Linked DNA regions of Homo sapiens: region 2 is linked to region 1. The links are chromatin loops, found by intact Hi-C in ENCODE. Cell type or tissue: CD4-positive, alpha-beta T cell. All regions are shown on one strand. Links, peaks and the distances in the headings refer to the core of each region. The heading gives the core; the rest is flanking DNA.

Evidence for each region. Peaks named below come from ENCODE experiments on the same cell type or tissue, not always from the same donor. Only the 100,000 strongest peaks of a DNase experiment are listed, where the experiment ranks them.
Region 2: it touches region 1 in a loop (3-fold over the local background); 17 of 110 quality-filtered maps call a loop at or near these places.

The regions. Positions count from the first base shown.
Region 1 is chr15:78,297,857-78,301,537 of GRCh38, reverse strand. It overlaps SKIC8 (SKI8 subunit of superkiller complex), which reads left to right and starts at 1,929. Exons shown (of 11, transcript NM_025234.3): 1 at 1,929-1,976. RefSeq lists enhancers at 1,532-1,621, 797-1,763, 1,862-2,211, 1,764-2,731. In CD4-positive, alpha-beta T cell, for the core only: no CTCF peak of the experiment used is centred there; a DNase peak (open chromatin) is centred at 1,877; H3K4me3 peaks cover 1,662 bases; H3K27ac peaks cover 1,255 bases.
Region 2 is chr15:78,707,840-78,711,520 of GRCh38, reverse strand. It overlaps LOC105370913 (a long non-coding RNA gene), which reads left to right. Exons shown (of 3, transcript XR_932509.2): 2 at 3,416-3,533. Among named protein-coding and RNA genes, the nearest start is that of CHRNB4, 68 kb to the right of the region's middle. In CD4-positive, alpha-beta T cell, for the core only: CTCF peaks have their summits at 1,695 and 1,902 (motif pointing right); a DNase peak (open chromatin) is centred at 1,950.

The DNA.
Region 1 (3,681 bases), core at 423-2,922:
GTTAAGGATGCTGGCATGCAGGGAAGTCATGTGTGCAGCAGAAGAGCTGCAGGATGTCTTCTCTTTTGTGTTAATGTGAGATTACTGAGGACAAGAGAATAGGTCCTGGGAGATGTGGGTGTATTTGCCAATTTCTCACCACACATAGCCTCCTCAAAAAGCCCCCAAAGATGGCCAGGTGCAGTGGCTCATGCCTGTAATCCCAGCAACTTGGGAGGCAGAGGTGGGTGGAGCACCTGAGGTCAGGAGTTTGAGACCAGCCTGGCCAACATGGTGAAACCCCGTCTCTACTAAAAAAAAAAATACAAAAAAAAATTAGCCGGGTGTGGTGGTGGGTGCCTGTAGTCCCAGCTACTGGGGAGGCTGAGGCAGGAGAATCACTTGAACCCAGGAGGCAGAAGTTGTAGTGAGCCGAGATTGCGCCACTGCACTCCAGCCTGGGTGACACAGCAAGACTCAGTCTCAAAAGAAAAAAAAGCCCCCAAAGATGAACTTCACCTAGTTGTAAGTGGTCTAATAGTCCTCCGTCTCTCTCTCTATATATATATTTGAACTTCAAAACTAGTTTTTTCGAAAAATATTTTTTAGAGCCAGGGTCTCACTCTGTCACCCAGGCTACAGTGCAGTGGCCCAATCATAGCTCACTGCAGCCTCAAACTCCTGGGCTCAAGTGATCCTCACTTCTGCCTCCTGAGCAGCTGGGTCTACACGTGCACACCACTGCGTCTGTAACTTTAAAATTTTTTGTAGAGATTGGGTCTCGCCATGTTGCCCATACTGGTCTTGAAATCACGGCCAGAAGCAATCCTCCCCCCTTGGCCTCCCAAAGTGCTGGGATTACAGGAGTGAGCCACCACATCTGAGCCACAGGGCGGCCTCCATAATGGGGCATGAGCCTCTTCCCATCTTTTTTTGTTGTTGTTATTCGAGACAGTCTCACTCTGTTGCCCAGGCTGGAGTGCAGTGGTGTGATCTGTGCTCACTGCAACTTCTGCCTCCAGGGTTCAAGCGATTCTCCTGCCTCAGCCTCCCAAGTAGCTGGGATTACGGGCACATGCCACCACACCCGGCTAATTTTGTTTTTGTTTCTGTTTTTTTTTTTTTTACTTGAGACGGGGTTTCACCATATTGGCCAGGTTGATTTCAAAACTCCTAACCTCAAGTGATCCACCCACTCCGACTCCCAAAATGCTGGGATTACAGGCATGAGCCACCACACCCAGCCCCATCTCTTTTTTTTTTTTTGAGACGGGGTCTAGTTCTGTTCCCCAGGCTGGAGTGCAGTGGCGTCATCACGGCTCAATGTAGCCTCAACCTCCAGGGCTTAAGCGATCCTCCTGCCTCAGCCTCCCAAGTAACTGGAACTACAGGCATGTGCTAATTGTTTTTATTTTTAGTAGACACGAGGTCTCTCGCTATGTTGCCCAGGCTGGTCTGGAAACCCAGAGCTCAAGCAAGCCTCTCACCTCGGCTCCCAAAGTCCTGGGATTACAGACGTGAGCTACTCTGCCTGGCCCTCAAAAAAAAAAAAAAAAAAAGTCAGTTGACAACCTATTAAACTGATATCTGTCACGTTAATGGGTCATGACTAGCAGTTTGAAAGACAAAGCTCGATTTCACTGAATTTATTTCAGCAACAGAAGTTATTAGCTTTAGTCCAATCTCAAAAGTACAAAATGAAATTGCAACACAAACCTCTAAACCTGCAGTTGCCGGAAGCTAAACGTCTGCGCTTCCGGAAGCAAATTTCCAACTACCACTCCTCTGGAAGCAGGACCTGGCTTCCTCCCTCCTCTCTCCGCCCACCCTCGTCGGCGTCTGCCCCGCGCCCGCCATAGCGACGGCAACGGGCGCTGCGGAGTGCTCCGAGCCGTGAGGGCGGGGCCGGCGCGATGCCCCGCCCCTTCGATAGCTCATCTTTGCGCGTCGCAGTCGCGCGGAGCCCGGCTTCCGACGTGCAGCCTGGCAGTGCAGTGGTGAGTTGGAGCGCAGGGCCGTTGGGGATTGGGGTCATTAGGGCCGTTGACAGTCCAGGCCAGAGGGCGAGTGAGCGAGGTTGGGCCCGAGGCTGCCTGTAAGCAGGTCCGTTCAGGGATGCTCCAGGCCCTGGGGCCTGAGGGTGGCTTCCATGGCTCCATTTGCCCTGGCTGTTCCTCGGTGTACGGGGCCTGAGGGGAGTGGGGGAGGCCCGTGGGTGGCCTCCTTTTGCGTCCTGAGAATGTTCTGGGCAGTATCGAGATTAGGGCTGGTTTCTCTGCGGAGGAGATCATTTATCCGTAGCTGGGAGGGCTGTATTAACCGAAGTTTTCCAGTAGTGGGCCACGCTGTCTTAGGTAGCGTGCTGGACAGATACAGACATCACTGGACGGGTACAGACAGAGGCTGGGTTCGCTTTACGCCAAGTACCGTGCAATACTGTGGGCTGTTGACTTGCCTGAGTAGTTTCATAGAGGCATCTGTAGTGTTCCTTGGAAACACTGAGTCAGTGATGAATTCTGCCTAGGAAATTTAGGGAAAAGTTTCCCAAAGAGAGAAGATGGCAAGAGAGGGCTAAGGTCTAAAGTCTCTTAGCTCTGACCTTCATAAGACCCTGAAGTAAGAGGTAGTGTATCTTGGTAGCCTATACTATAGCTTGTATCCACCTTTTAGTGTCCCTTGGGGAAGCTTCCTTAACCGCTTCTAAGCCTCCCTTTTCTTACTAGAAAAGTGGAACTGATAATAAAAAAATAGTAGTTCCCCCCTTATCTGCGGGGTGTACGTTCCAGTGGATGTCTGAAATCTTGGATAGTGAAGGACCCTGACTGACTTACCGTGGTTTGACTTACAATTTTTCAACTTTACATAGGTTTATTGGGAAGTAACCCCATTGTAAGTTGAGGAGCATCTATACTGTGTTTTTTCTCATACAGATTACACATACATACCTGTGATTACTTAGTTTAATTCGTAAATTAGGCACAATAAGAGAATAACAACAATAATAATAAAATAGAATTATAACAGTGTAATAAAATGTATGTGAATGTGGTCTCTCTCAAAATATCTTACTGCACTCTACTCACCTATTTTTGGACTACGGTTGACCTCTGGAACTGTGGAAATCAAAACCTCAGCTAAAGAACTACTGTACCTAGTAAGCGGGGTTATGAGGTTTCAGTGAGCTAAATCTTTGTGTATTACTTAAAATAGGACCGGATTCATTGTACATCCTCAAATGTGCACTCATTGATAGAATCACACCCTTGTCTTTTGGAGCCCGGGTTTTTGGAAGCTGGCTTACCGCAAGCCTTCCTCCTTTTTTTGTTTCTATCCATTGCCAAATGTGAGGCCCAGAATGACAGGGAAGAGGACAAGCCTGTGCTTCAGCAGGCAGAAGGCTGTGCTGAAGCAGAGGTTGAATACCATTCCCATTAGCCAAACTGGCTTGAGCACTTTCCTGTCTTTCCTACCCTGGGCAGAAAGAACCCTGTTCATGGGTCACAAATGAATAAAACACTACCAACCTGTCTGTAATCCCAGCACTTTGGAAGGCCAAGACAAGAGGATCGTTTGAGGCCAGGAGTTTGATACCAGCCTGGGCAACATAATGAGAACTTGTCTTTACAAAACCAAAACAAAACACTACCAATTTGAGATCTTCATAGGCAAGGATTAGTTATAAATTGTTTGTTTGTTTGATTT
Region 2 (3,681 bases), core at 567-3,066, 410 kb before region 1:
TCTTAAATATTCTTACCACAAAAATAATAATAAAAGTATGTGAGGTGATGAAAATGTTAACTTGATTTAATCATTTCATAATGTATGCACATATCAAAACATCACATTGAACACTGTAAACATACACAATTTTTATTTATCAATTATACTTTAATAAAGATGGAGGAAGAATTGAATATAATGTTAAAACAAAAAACAATTGCAGGCCAGGTGCGGTGGCTCACGCCTGTAATCCCAACACTTTGGGAGGCCGAGGCAGGTGGATCACCTGAGGTTGGGAGTTGGAGATGAGCCTGGCCAATGTAGTGAAACCACATCTCTACTAAAAATACAAAAATTAGCTAGGTGTGGTGGCACACACCTGTAATCCCAGCTACTTGGGAGGCTGAGGCAGGAGAATCACTTGAACCCAGGAGGCAGAGGTTGCAGTGAGCTGAGATCGTGCCACTGCACTTCAGCCTGAGCAACAGAGTGAGACTCCGTTTCAAAACAAAACAAAACAAAACAACAACAACAAAACAATTGCAAAACCTAAAGAAAATCATTAATCTAGTCCAGACCAGCCTTTTACAGATGAGGTCACTGAAGTGCAGAGTGGTGAACTGACTTGTCTGATGTTACACAGCAAGTCATGGCACAGCTTGACCTGAAACCCAAAGCCAAGTTGTTTTCTATTACCTCCAGGTCCTTCAGTCCAGCCCTCCTGGGGCTCTGCCTTGGGAACTGGTATTGGTGACAAACGGATTAGAGAGGAACATGCATGGAGCTCTCCATTTAGACTGACATATTCGCATTGTGCCTGGGCACCGGCAAGAAACAGTGCAAGCTCCAAGAGTGCTCGCCCCAACCCTTTTCCCCCTCCCCATCCTCTCTCATAACCAACTTCAGCTAAAAGGTCTGAGAAGAAAAGGGAATCTTAGATGACTCTCACTAGGGTGTAAATGACTCCCACCATGATTTTTGTTTTATTGAGACATAACCCCAAAAGCAGTTTGATGGATAGTGTGCCAGGCAGTAGGATGAAGACAGATGGGGAAACTGCCTGGGGTCATGGAGAAGGTGGAGGCACTGAGGCCCTGAGTGATTTTATAAGCACTTTAAGAAAGGTCCAGCACCATGATTTCTTACCTTCACTACCCAGGACCAATAAGGTCCCACGTCCTGACAGATTTTGTTTATCAGACAAATTGCACTCAGTCATGCTTCATTTTCCTCCAAGAGTTCCCAGGTTACATAGAATTGAGATAATCTCCCCACCTTGCCATCACCCCCACAAAGACACTCCATGTTTCTGTTTACAATACAGTCTTATATGGATTGATATTAGATTTTCAGGTGCTCTTTGCATTTTGCAACTATTGCTCAAGCTGGAGACCCAAAACGAGCACTAGCTTTACAGTCAAAGACCCCTGGGTTCCAGTTTCAGCTGAGAGACTGTAAGCACATCGCTAGCCCACTCTGATCCTGTCTCCTAGTTGTATAATCACCTCTTTCCCATCAATTGCGAGGCTGGAGAGAAAAGTGTCCACTCTGTGCCCAGTACACAGTAGGAGCTTAGTAAGCTTAAGCTCTCTTGCTTCCTCACTATCCTAAAGTGGTAGCGGAAAGACAGATGTGGGGAATGGCACCTGGGAGGCTCCAGCTGTATGCTTCACAATCCTACCAACGAAAAATCTGAATTAGGCTTCAGTTTCCCGTCTACAAAATGAGACAGGACAGGAGTGGGTAGGAAGAGGAGGAGCTTGGCCTTGTTGGTTTAAGCTGGGCTCGTCTGATTCTGTAACGCGGGCTTCATTGCAGGGTCCAGCCCACTCCCCAGCCAGGGCTTCGTGTGCTCTGAATGTCTTTTGGCCAAGTCCAAGGCTATCCAGGGTCGGGGTCGGGAGGCTGGGTGGAGGGTAGTAGGGTGGAGAGAAGCAGTTCCCGCATATAACCTGCAGGTGGCACCAGAGCAGCGCGGGAGCCGAGGGTTCCGCTCCAGCCTTCCTGGAGACCCGAGCAGGGCGGGGTAGGGCAAGGCAGAGGTTGTGCACACCGCTCATCTGGGCAGTGGCACAGGGCTGCGGATCAGTCCACACTGTTTGAAATAGACACATGGGTCGTCTGGCTCATTTCCTCTCTTTGGTAGGGTGATCATATGCTTTATCATCCAAATTCTTCGGAGAGTGAAAGGGACACTATTATAATTGCACCGGCACAACAGACATAACCTTAGCTGTACCTTGCAAACCAGAACATATTGCAACCCTACCCTCCGGTCACTTTTTCTTCCTTGTTTCCATTCTTTCTTTTAATTTATTTTCTTTTTAAACACACAGCATTCTCTTTCCCCCAAGCACCACTGTCTTTGAAAATGCCCTTGCAATTGGGATATTTTCAACAGGGCAACATCTGCTTTCGCATCTTGAGTCTGAACAGTGTCTCTGAACCCACCCCAAAGGCTGGTTTTAGCTTCCAGTCAGAAGACTCTGTTCTCTGGCTTACCATCCCCATGACTCAAGAATTAAAGATGTCAGACGTGGAACAGTGACCCTTATCTCAACTTTGGTGCCTCTTTGCTAAATTTATTCCTGTAATTTTGTTCTGAGTGCTCATGTCCTTTATCTCATTGAATTTACATATATTAGTTTATCAAATTACAAGCAGACAAGCCCCATTAAGCAGGATTCTTATATTTCCAAGATCACCCCATTACTCCATTCAACCCCAAATTAGCATGCCATTTATCTCCTTGTTTCTGAACCGTCTTCACTTAATAGTCTCGTAAACATCCATCCATTGCAAAAAGGACTCAAACTGTTCTCACTTCCATTTTTAGTTGATTCATTGATATCCAAGTAATTGATTTGTCTGGAGGAGTCATTAGTAGAGAACTGTGCCCTTAAATTTAGTTTTATAGTGGAATTCTGCTAATTAATATCTCTCTGTGTCATTCTCACATTGCAGCAAATGACCATGGGTTTCTATCTTAACCTAAAATCTAGGTTAGAAATTTGATCTTATCTGAGTAAGATATTAATAGATAATGTGAGGCTTTTTTAAATTTACTGAACATTTTCTCAGCTAAGAATGACACTCATGGTCACAAATATCTATGTAAGCAAGCAGAAAATTGGGCTGTAAATATATAAACACTTAAAATATCATGTTTAGAGACAAGATTTTCCTTTTTTTTTCTTTTTAGTAAAGTATATTTGCTATGGTTGGAATGTTTGTGTCTCCTCCAAAATTCATGTTGGAACTTAAACCCCCATGTGATAGTATTAAGGGGTGGTGTCTTTAGGAGATGACTAAATCGTGAGGGAGGAGCCCCCTCATGAATGGGATTAGCGACCTTATGAAAGGGCTTGAGGGAGCGACCTAGCTCAGTTTTCTTCTTTTGCTTTTCTGTTCTTTCCACCATGCTGGGACACAGCGTTTCTCACCTCTGGAGGACTCAGCATTCAAGGTGCCATCTTGGAAGCAGAGAGCAGCCCTCACTAGACTACAAACCTGCTGGCGCTTTGATCTTGGACTTCCCACCCACCAGAACTGTGAGAAATACATTTTTGTTCTTTACACATTACCCAGTCTCAGATATTTTGTTACAGCAGCACACATGGACTAAGACAGTATCTTACATACAGCGAGGTGCATATACCTTAAGCTACAACTCCTTACTATTTACATATGTGCACACTC